2 separate regions of the Mus musculus genome follow, and region 1 is linked to region 2. A link is a contact called in ENCODE Hi-C data. All regions are on one chromosome and are shown on one strand. Each heading gives the region's core, a stretch centred on a gene start or an enhancer-like site at or near the end of the contact. The rest is flanking DNA. Distances are from core to core; before and after follow the strand shown. Region 1 holds the start of 4930520O04Rik (RIKEN cDNA 4930520O04 gene). Region 2 holds the start of 4921528I07Rik (RIKEN cDNA 4921528I07 gene).

Region 1 (4,256 bases), core at 215-2,714, 51 kb before region 2:
CCTTGTCACGTTTTTGGAAAACCTATGCCTAGGTTCTCTTTGCCCTCCTTACACAGCCTTTAAAAATAGTCATTAAAAAAAAAAAGACATGCAGACATGCCAGAAATAACCAGTGGCTCAATGAACCTCTGAACAAATATGGTCAGTACAGAGATGGCCTGGAACAGATATTTGCTTGGTAACAGCTATTCACTCAGTGCCCTACAGAGGGAGTGTCTTGTGGCTATGGCTGATCAGACCAGAGGAATTAAAAAGAAAGGCTAGAGAGAGCCAGACATGGTGGAACCCCGGAACGTGAGAGGGGCAGGCTGGGGTGTCTGCAGTTCAAGGACTTCCTCAGCTGCCTAATGAGTTCGAGGCCAGTTTGCGCAGCAGGAGAGATTATCCCCCAAACAAACAAAAGCCCTTGGGAAACATGACAAACAAGACTACTACTTCACTTAAACACGATGGTCTTCTCTCAGAAGCTGTATCTGTCTTCAGGTCATCATCTTCGGGATATAGTTCATCACTGTTCAGACCCGGTATGTCTCACAACTGTTTGTACAATCAACTTATACACCATGCATTCACTACAGCTACTCCAAATTAAAAAGGCCAGAGTAGGAGAAGCTGCAGTGTTTGGCCAGGACTATTTCAGAACACATTTCCGGGAAGCTGATTCTCATCTCACAACAGTAAAAATGTATGCTGGCAAAAATGTCAATCTAGATTTCATACATACCTTTTAAAAGAGTCAGGTTTTAATCAAGTTATTTTCTGTGACGAGTTCTCTCGGATGCTTTGGGCACCCCTTCATCTAATGAAAAGAAACACATTTTAAGCATCACACACCACTTCCTATTGCTCTAATACTTCAATTAGGAAACTAAGCTGTATCTCCCTTACCTTGGTATCTTTTTGCAACTGCTTTGATGATGTTAAGAATGATGACGCCATGGTCCCTGTGAAAGGGTTCATGTGCATATAATCCGATGTCACTTAGGTGTCACCAGTACCTTCCAAACAGCACAAAAGGCCTTGCATATTTTTCTGCAAACCCCGCTGTGTAAGAACCCACCCAAACTGGGACTGAGGAACCAGAACGCACGCAGCCTTCAGCCAAGCTGCCCAGTCCCAATCTCCCCAGGGCCTAGGCTCCAATCCTGAAATCTCTTTTGCTGCTGCGCACTTCTCCCAGGTAGTTTACACCGGTACCCTAAGCTCAAGTGCGGAGGGCTGCTCCGCAGAACCGGAGCATCTAAATTTACTCTGTAACCCCACATTTTGCTTGGTCACCAGGTCGCCTAAAAGAGTAACCTACAGCGCAAAGAGAACCCTCAGCTTTCCGCGCAGGTCCCTTTATAGTTTAGGGTGCAGTCAGAGCGAGGCTGTCCTTCCTTCCTTCTGTTACGGATTGCACCCGAGAGCACGTGGGGGCGCGGCCGTTCCTGAAGCACCGCGTGGAAAAGCTGTGGGTCTTTTCTTCCCGGCCTTTCCGGGGGAGGTGCGCGCCGCCCGCCTGCCGCGTTCCTGTCCGTTGCTGCGCGCGCTCCCGCTGGCTCGCCGCCACCGGTTTCTTCCGAGTCTGGCAGGCAGCTTAGCCCTACGTGGAGTGGGAGTGGCGTCAAAATTCAAAGGAACTGCCGCAGTTGGAGGCGTTGTACCACCTGCTTCGAGACGGTTGGCGGCCTGGAGTGGCCTTGACCTCACCCCAAGTCTAACCCGGGTGGCAGCCGCTCTGCCGAAGGGACCTTGGAGGACAGAACTACACCGGTGAAACGGAAAAGCCACGCGTTTATCCTTCGTGCACTCTGGGGACGCCGCTGGTCTGCAGAGAGCCACGCTGTCCGGTGCTCCCTATCCAATGCCTGCTTGGGCGCCCAGCCAGGTCCAACCTCCAACCCAGCCCCACCCATCCCACTACCAGACTTTGGGGACAATTATACTGTCAGTATCCTCAGAAGTCATTCTGCTTCACAGAGGAGGCAGCAGGTCAAAAGCCACCAATTGGCCTTTATTTATTTTACGGCAAGATTGATTTATTTTGTGCTGGGATTTGAATTCAGGACCTTTGGGAGAGCAGTCAGTGCTCTTACCCGCTGAGCCATCTTACCAGCCCCACACCAAAGTCTTTGACCTTCCCGAAGCAATCAGTAAGAAACTTCCATCAACTCTGACCAGACAGAATTTCAGAATTACTGCAAACAGGGCTAGTGAGATGACTCACTGGATAAGGGTGCTTGCCATGAAAATGAGGCGAACTCAGTTCAATCCCTGAAACGCATGTAGAGATGGAAGGGAGAATACACTCCACAGAGCTGTCCTCTGATCACCATATGTGCACCGTGGCATGCAGGTCAACACACACATCATGCACACATGCAGTAGTAATGATAGTAAGTGAATAAAAGCCGTTTGGGTAAGAACATCACATAAGGTTTGCCATAGATAGAAGGTAGGGAATAGAATGACATATGGTAAAAGCTTGTCACAGAATCTGGTTAAGGACTGTGCCTCTGGGCTACATTTCAAGCCTGTGGTCTTAATTTGGTTCTCTTTACATCTATGTGCTCAGGTACACACGTGCATGCAGAGGCTGAAGGCCTTAGGTGTTATCCTCAGGAGCACCATTTATTCCCTTTGAGATAGGGCCTCTTACTGATCTGGAGCTCAGGAATCAGGCTAGACTGGCTGAGCACAAGTCTAGGAGATCTTTCTGTTTCTGCCTTCCAGCTCAGAAATTATAAGCATGGGCCAGCCACATTTAACATCATCTTTATGTGGCTATGGGAATCAATCTGGAGTCCCTGGGCTTGCAAAGCCAACGCTTTGTTGAGCCATCTCCATAGCCACAGTATTAGCTTTTTAAGGTCATTAGATGAATGCTTTCTTCAAAATGATTTCTAGTATGTATTTTTGATCTTACGTGTTAGCTTTCATCACAATAACAAGAGAATTCAGATCAGTGGTTCTCAACCTGTGAGTGGAGACGCCATTGACAAACCTATAGCTACAAAAATATTTACATTATGACGTATAACTAGGAAATTATGAATTAGCAGTGAAGATAATTTTATGGTTGGAGGAGCCCTACAACCTGAGGAACTGTATCAAAAGGCTGCAGAACGGGGAAGGGTGAGAACCTCTGATTTAGATAATCAACTTTTGTCAGAGAAAAATTTTGGTTGATGGTTTGAAGGTTCTAGCCCATAACTGGACTCTCCATTGCTTTGGGCCCATGGTAAGGCTGGAGGCTATTTTGGAAGTGCCTAGCAGAGCAAAAGCACTCACCTCATGGCCAGGAAATGAAAACAAAGAGAAAGAAACCAGAGCTCCAGAGTCTCCTTCAAGAGTGCGCCTCCACTGACCTGACCGCCTTGTCAGCTGCTTCTTAAAGTTTCTACCACAGGGCTGGCGAATGTTCACTGTCAACTTGGTAGGATATGGAATGACATAGATAGAGGATATAGATACAGGTGTATGTGTGAGATACAGGGAGGGTGTTTCCAGAGAAGTTGAACAGGGAGAGATCACCCCAAAAATGGATGGCATCATCTCCTGGGGCGTGGGAGTCCCAGACAGAATAACCCTGAAAACAAGGGAAAGCTAGCTGGGCATCAGTGTTCACTCCTGACTGTGGAGGCGATGTGACCAATTGCTTCTTACTTCTGCTGCCACAAAGTGAGCTATGTTTTGCCATCACCCTTTCTCCTAATTGGTAGATTGTACCCTCAAAACAGGAGCCAAAATAAATGCTTCCTTAAGTTGCTTTTCCTGGGTACTTTGTGATATTAATTAATTAATTAATTTTAGAATTCATAAAGATTTTTATTCACTTATTTTTTAAAACTTCAATTTTCCCTGGATTTAGAATAAGTTTTTTTATTTATCTTTTTTCCCTTTTTCCAATTTTTATTAGGTATTTTCTTCATTTACATTTCAAATGCTATCCTGAAAGTCCCCTATACCCTCCCCCCACCCCGTCATAGTAATTTCATGGAGATCTGAGCTAACTAGTGTCTCAAAATTACTGTGACTCCAGCCTCATAACCATGTCATCAAAGCCTGCTGTTGCTGACGTCATGGTAGGCAGTGATGATGTAGAGCAGGAACAGAAAAGAGGCAGAGTGGACCCTGGCAGGGAAGAGAATGGCGGCCCCAGTGACTCACAGAACTCTGAGATCAAGAAAAAGAGGATGATGTAGTTTTGCTTTGGAACATCCTTCTACACTGGAGAATGGACTCAAAGCAGTCCAAGCTATCTCCATATACCC
Region 2 (4,316 bases), core at 18-2,517:
TCAATAGACCTTTGTTTCTCTTCCCAATGTACCACCACATCCAACATCAACAGGCTTTCATAGGGTGCCATCTTGTGGTGGTCAGTGGGAATGCAGAAGAGAAGCCCGGGCAACCTTCATGGAAACCTGTCCAGTGGGGTTGAAGCTGGAAAAATAAAAAAATTTAAAAAGAATTTATTACTCTTTCTCTTCTGCTTTTCAGTATTCACTGTGTGCTGACGTTTGGTCTGTTGCTATGCACTGTAGTGATCAATGCTGGTCCACAAGATCTGGCTGCCGCAATGAGGAGATCCTTGGTCAAGAGGAAATCATCGCATATACCAAGTGATGCTATGGAAACTTGCTCCTTAGTTTAAAGCGATTAGTTAAATAAACAGGTTGACAGCTCGTAACTGGGCAGAAGAGAGGTAGGCAAGGCTTCAGGTGCGGGGCTCGGGGTCTGAGGCAGAGAATACCAGGAGAGAAAAGAGAAGAGGAAGGAAGAAGATGCAGGGGTAGGTGGAAAGTGAGAACATGGCAATGAGGGCCAGACATTTGGAAAGGAGTGGGCCATGAGAAACATGGCAAGTTGTCCCTGAGGATCATTGACTGGAAAGTAGACTGACTAGCATAAAGGGTGGATATCTGCTCAGCTCTAGTGCTTTTATGGCTTATTATAAATTTAAAAGTTTTGTGTCTTTATTTGGGAGGTAAATGATCAAAAGTGGGATAGAAACATCCAATTAATCTTTCTACATTAATTATGTCTTTAATTGAACTATTAAGGACAGATAGACACATGGTTAGGGGCTGTCTTAGTTACTTTTCTATTTTTTTTTTTTTTGTGATAAAACACCATGACCAAGTCAACTTGTTAAAGAAAATATTTAACTTAGAATTTTAAGTTTCAGGGAGTTAGAATCCATGACCATCATAGCAGGGAGCAAGGCAGCAGACAGGCAAAAATTCACTGGAGCAGTAGCTGACAGCTCACATTTTGATGTGTGAGAGAGTGATCAAAAAAGACCTTTGTGAAGTAGGCATTTTAACATGGTTCTTTAGAACCATGTAAGCAGATGAGAGAAAACTAACTTTGTAGTTGGTTGTTCTTAGATCAAGAACATTGGCATTTATGATAACCCACACTGTCGTCCTGACCTTGTATGAGCAGACTTGCCTAAGTAGCAGATGTTGGCTGTCATGGTATGATTATGAGTTCACTATGCAAGCTCTGTGACTTATGGCTGACCTGTACCTAGTTATGTTCAGGCCTGAGTGCTGAGTGCCAGTATACTTTGAGATTTCCTCAGAGTACACGTCTATAACTACAGAGCGATAGTAGTGTTGGAATCTGAGTATAATGGGTAACTGTTGTGATACCAGAGGTATGATATTGCTAGCCATTTAGTGCTTTTGCTTCAAATAGACTGGTTAATATTTCTCAAAATATTTTGTGTAAATACTTATAACTGCTGTATTATTAGAATTATGTCTTATTTTATTTAATTTTTGAGACAGAGTTTCTCTGTGTAGCGCTGCCTATCCTGGAACTCACTCTGTAGACCAGGCTGGCATCAAACTCAGAAATCTGCCTGCCTCTGCCTCCCAAGTGCTGGGATTAAAGGCATGCACCATCACGCCTGGCTCTAGAATTATGTTTTATTATATATTATATTTTAGTCTACAAAATATTTTGACTTTAGAATTTAATGTGTTTGTATGTACGTATGTGTCTATATATGTTTGTATTTCCTCCCTCAAGATTGTGCTTCACAGACATAACACTATATCATAGACATACCAAGAAATAACTAAGGTTCTCTGTTTTGAAATTATTAACCTCAGAAAAAAGGAGTGGCTTCACAGTGGTGGGGATAAATTATGATATAAATCTCCCACTATAATGTGTGCCTATTTTCATTTTTAACAAACATTTCGTGTCATTTTCTTATTAGGTATATTTATTCACTAAAATGTAGGTATGTCTTTTCCACATATGTGAAGGTTTAGAGTGTGTACCTACTCCATATTGAATAATTTAAATCCATAATTTATGATTTATCCTGAATTGTAGACATCACAAATAGGTAACATTGTGACCCACATCTCTTTGGAGTGAGGTATCACCCAATAAGTTGATTATTTTGTTCTGAATGACTGATCACTATTTCAACAAATGAAGTAGAGAATAGATGAATTAGACTGGTGAACTAACTAGAGAGTCAGGAACTATTTACAGTAATCCGTGAGCATAGTGTTCGTATATGGTGAACAAAAAGAATAGTATGCAGAGGTAATCGTTCTTCTGTGCGTGTAGAAACATGGTGCTGAAAAGATGTATTAACCCTTCCTGCTGTTTTCACGTGTGATGTGGTTTATTTATCCTGACACTGCTTCAGAGAGCTATAGCTTTCTTGATGAATTGGGCAAAACCTAAATATAAAGAGGTTCATATTTGTGAAAAGCTAATTAACCAAGATGGTAGGTTTCCAGTGTACACGTCAGGATGTCTCAAGTCTGTAGAAGTCCTAGGCATTATCTACTTTATGACATCAAATCCATGGTCACTTTATCACAGGACACCACTGTCACATTTCAACCTAGGCATTGCAAGGAAGTACCAGCCCTTCTCGTCAGCTCACAGATGCGTAGGACTGGGATCCTTATCCTCACACCTGGCCTAAAGCCAACTACAAATAGAGAGATCTTTAATTGATATCTGGTGGAAATACAAATGTTACCCTCAAAAGTGCAGAGACCTTGTGAGCCACAACCTGGGAGAGTGACACAAGTACTCAGAATATCTACCCAGTTTTTAGAGCCCCCATTACCCTTGGAGCAACTCTCACATAGAGCTGAGTTAGAGGACTTGAATGGCCAGCAGGATCCAGATACTCCTCTTCCTTATCACTGTTCTTTTTAATCTGGATGCTACAAAGCACATGAGAATAAAAGGAGAAACAAGGCACAGGGTACTTATTATTGTTTTCCAGAAGTCAATAAATTATTGCATGTCAAAGGATGAATGGATCAATATAGTTACACCATGTCCCTTATACTAAATTCACTTCCCCAGGAAAATGTATGTGTTAAAAAGCTAAAATTCTGTGTTTATGATGAATGTAGAATCAGAATGTGTCAACTGATGGAGGTTGAAATATGCTTGTGAGATGTGATGAAGAGATTCTTCAGTCCTTTTGGGTTTCAAAATGCTTAAAGGGAATGATGATCATATGTGGTTTCATCGTGACATTTATTTTAATGAGGAGAATGAGATGTCTTGATAGTATAGGTGCTTGTCATTGCACCTGATATTCTGTCTCTAACCCCAGAACCCCAAATAATATTAGGCATAACTAGATACCAACAGTTGCCCTTGGATGTGCTCCCTCCCAAACTGAATACACGCACTAGGTAGTTACATATTAAACCATAGACCCTTATGTTGCTTTATATTCCTGTCCTCTAGAAAGCAAAAGGAAAAAAAGGGAAAAAAAGCTTTTTAGTTTTCTAGTCTTTGCCTATACTCACCATCAGGAAAGACAGCCCAGTAGTAGCCTAACTGAATCTAATCACATGTACTGCCTCAGTACACTTTTATCGATGTCAAAATGCTTGTGTAAATAAGTGGTGCCATGAGCTGACAGTGACTTTCTGTCCCTCTAGTCCTACCTCAAGAATGTACTAACACACCCTTCTCAACTGATGACCGTCCTCGGACAAAATCCTCACTGACCGTAAGAAGCCCTCTTCCTTTATATAAGAGAAAATTACTTTAATGATTCCCGCATGTGTTTATGACTATAGCACACTTGAAAAAGTAAAGTTGATTAAGTGTTTCATGTATTAAATATTTTATTTAGGAGGAAAAGGAAATGTAATTATATCAGATCGGGATTTATTAGAACTGTATCAGGTAGTGACTTTGAGTCAGGGCAGACTGTCTTCTGGACAATAATATTCTGCCTTCAATACCAGTATGTAAATTTCACTCAGAAGGTGGCAGGCATATCATTCATGTAGACTTGAATGTTTACATAAGCGTTTACTCCTTTTATGGCTTCTAGAGCCTGTGGTTTAGGTTGAATCTGATTATGTTCCCCAAAGATGGATGTAGAGGAAGCATCATATGTCCTAGCATGGCATGTTCAGGTGCCAAGAACTTAAGACATAAGGATGCATGCAAATGATTGGCGTGCATCCCAAAAGGGGATGGTATCACTAAATAGGTGTTAGCTTCACCATATTGTCATGTAACTCAGCTAACCTTCAGTAGAAGCCAACGCATAAGGTTGCCTGATGTGGCACTTAGTCAGTAAATATGGGAAACACTCTAG

The links. Hi-C counts contacts between places; a loop is a spot of excess contacts on that map.
Region 1: a map of T-helper 1 cell shows a loop between it and region 2 (4-fold over the local background). The contact joins the promoter of 4930520O04Rik here to the promoter of 4921528I07Rik in region 2. A Hi-C loop is called at or near these places in 6 of 37 maps with a recorded cell type or tissue (ES-E14, T-helper 1 cell, gastrocnemius and 2 more).

Annotation. Positions count from the first base shown.
Region 1 is chr9:114,365,532-114,369,787 of GRCm38, reverse strand. 4930520O04Rik (RIKEN cDNA 4930520O04 gene) reads right to left here and starts at 1,464. Exons shown (of 3, transcript NR_040383.1): 1 at 1,304-1,464; 2 at 725-799.
Region 2 is chr9:114,313,979-114,318,294 of GRCm38, reverse strand. 4921528I07Rik (RIKEN cDNA 4921528I07 gene) reads left to right here and starts at 1,267. Exons shown (of 27, transcript NM_001384245.1): 1 at 1,267-1,364; 2 at 3,646-3,716. The coding sequence starts at 1,340.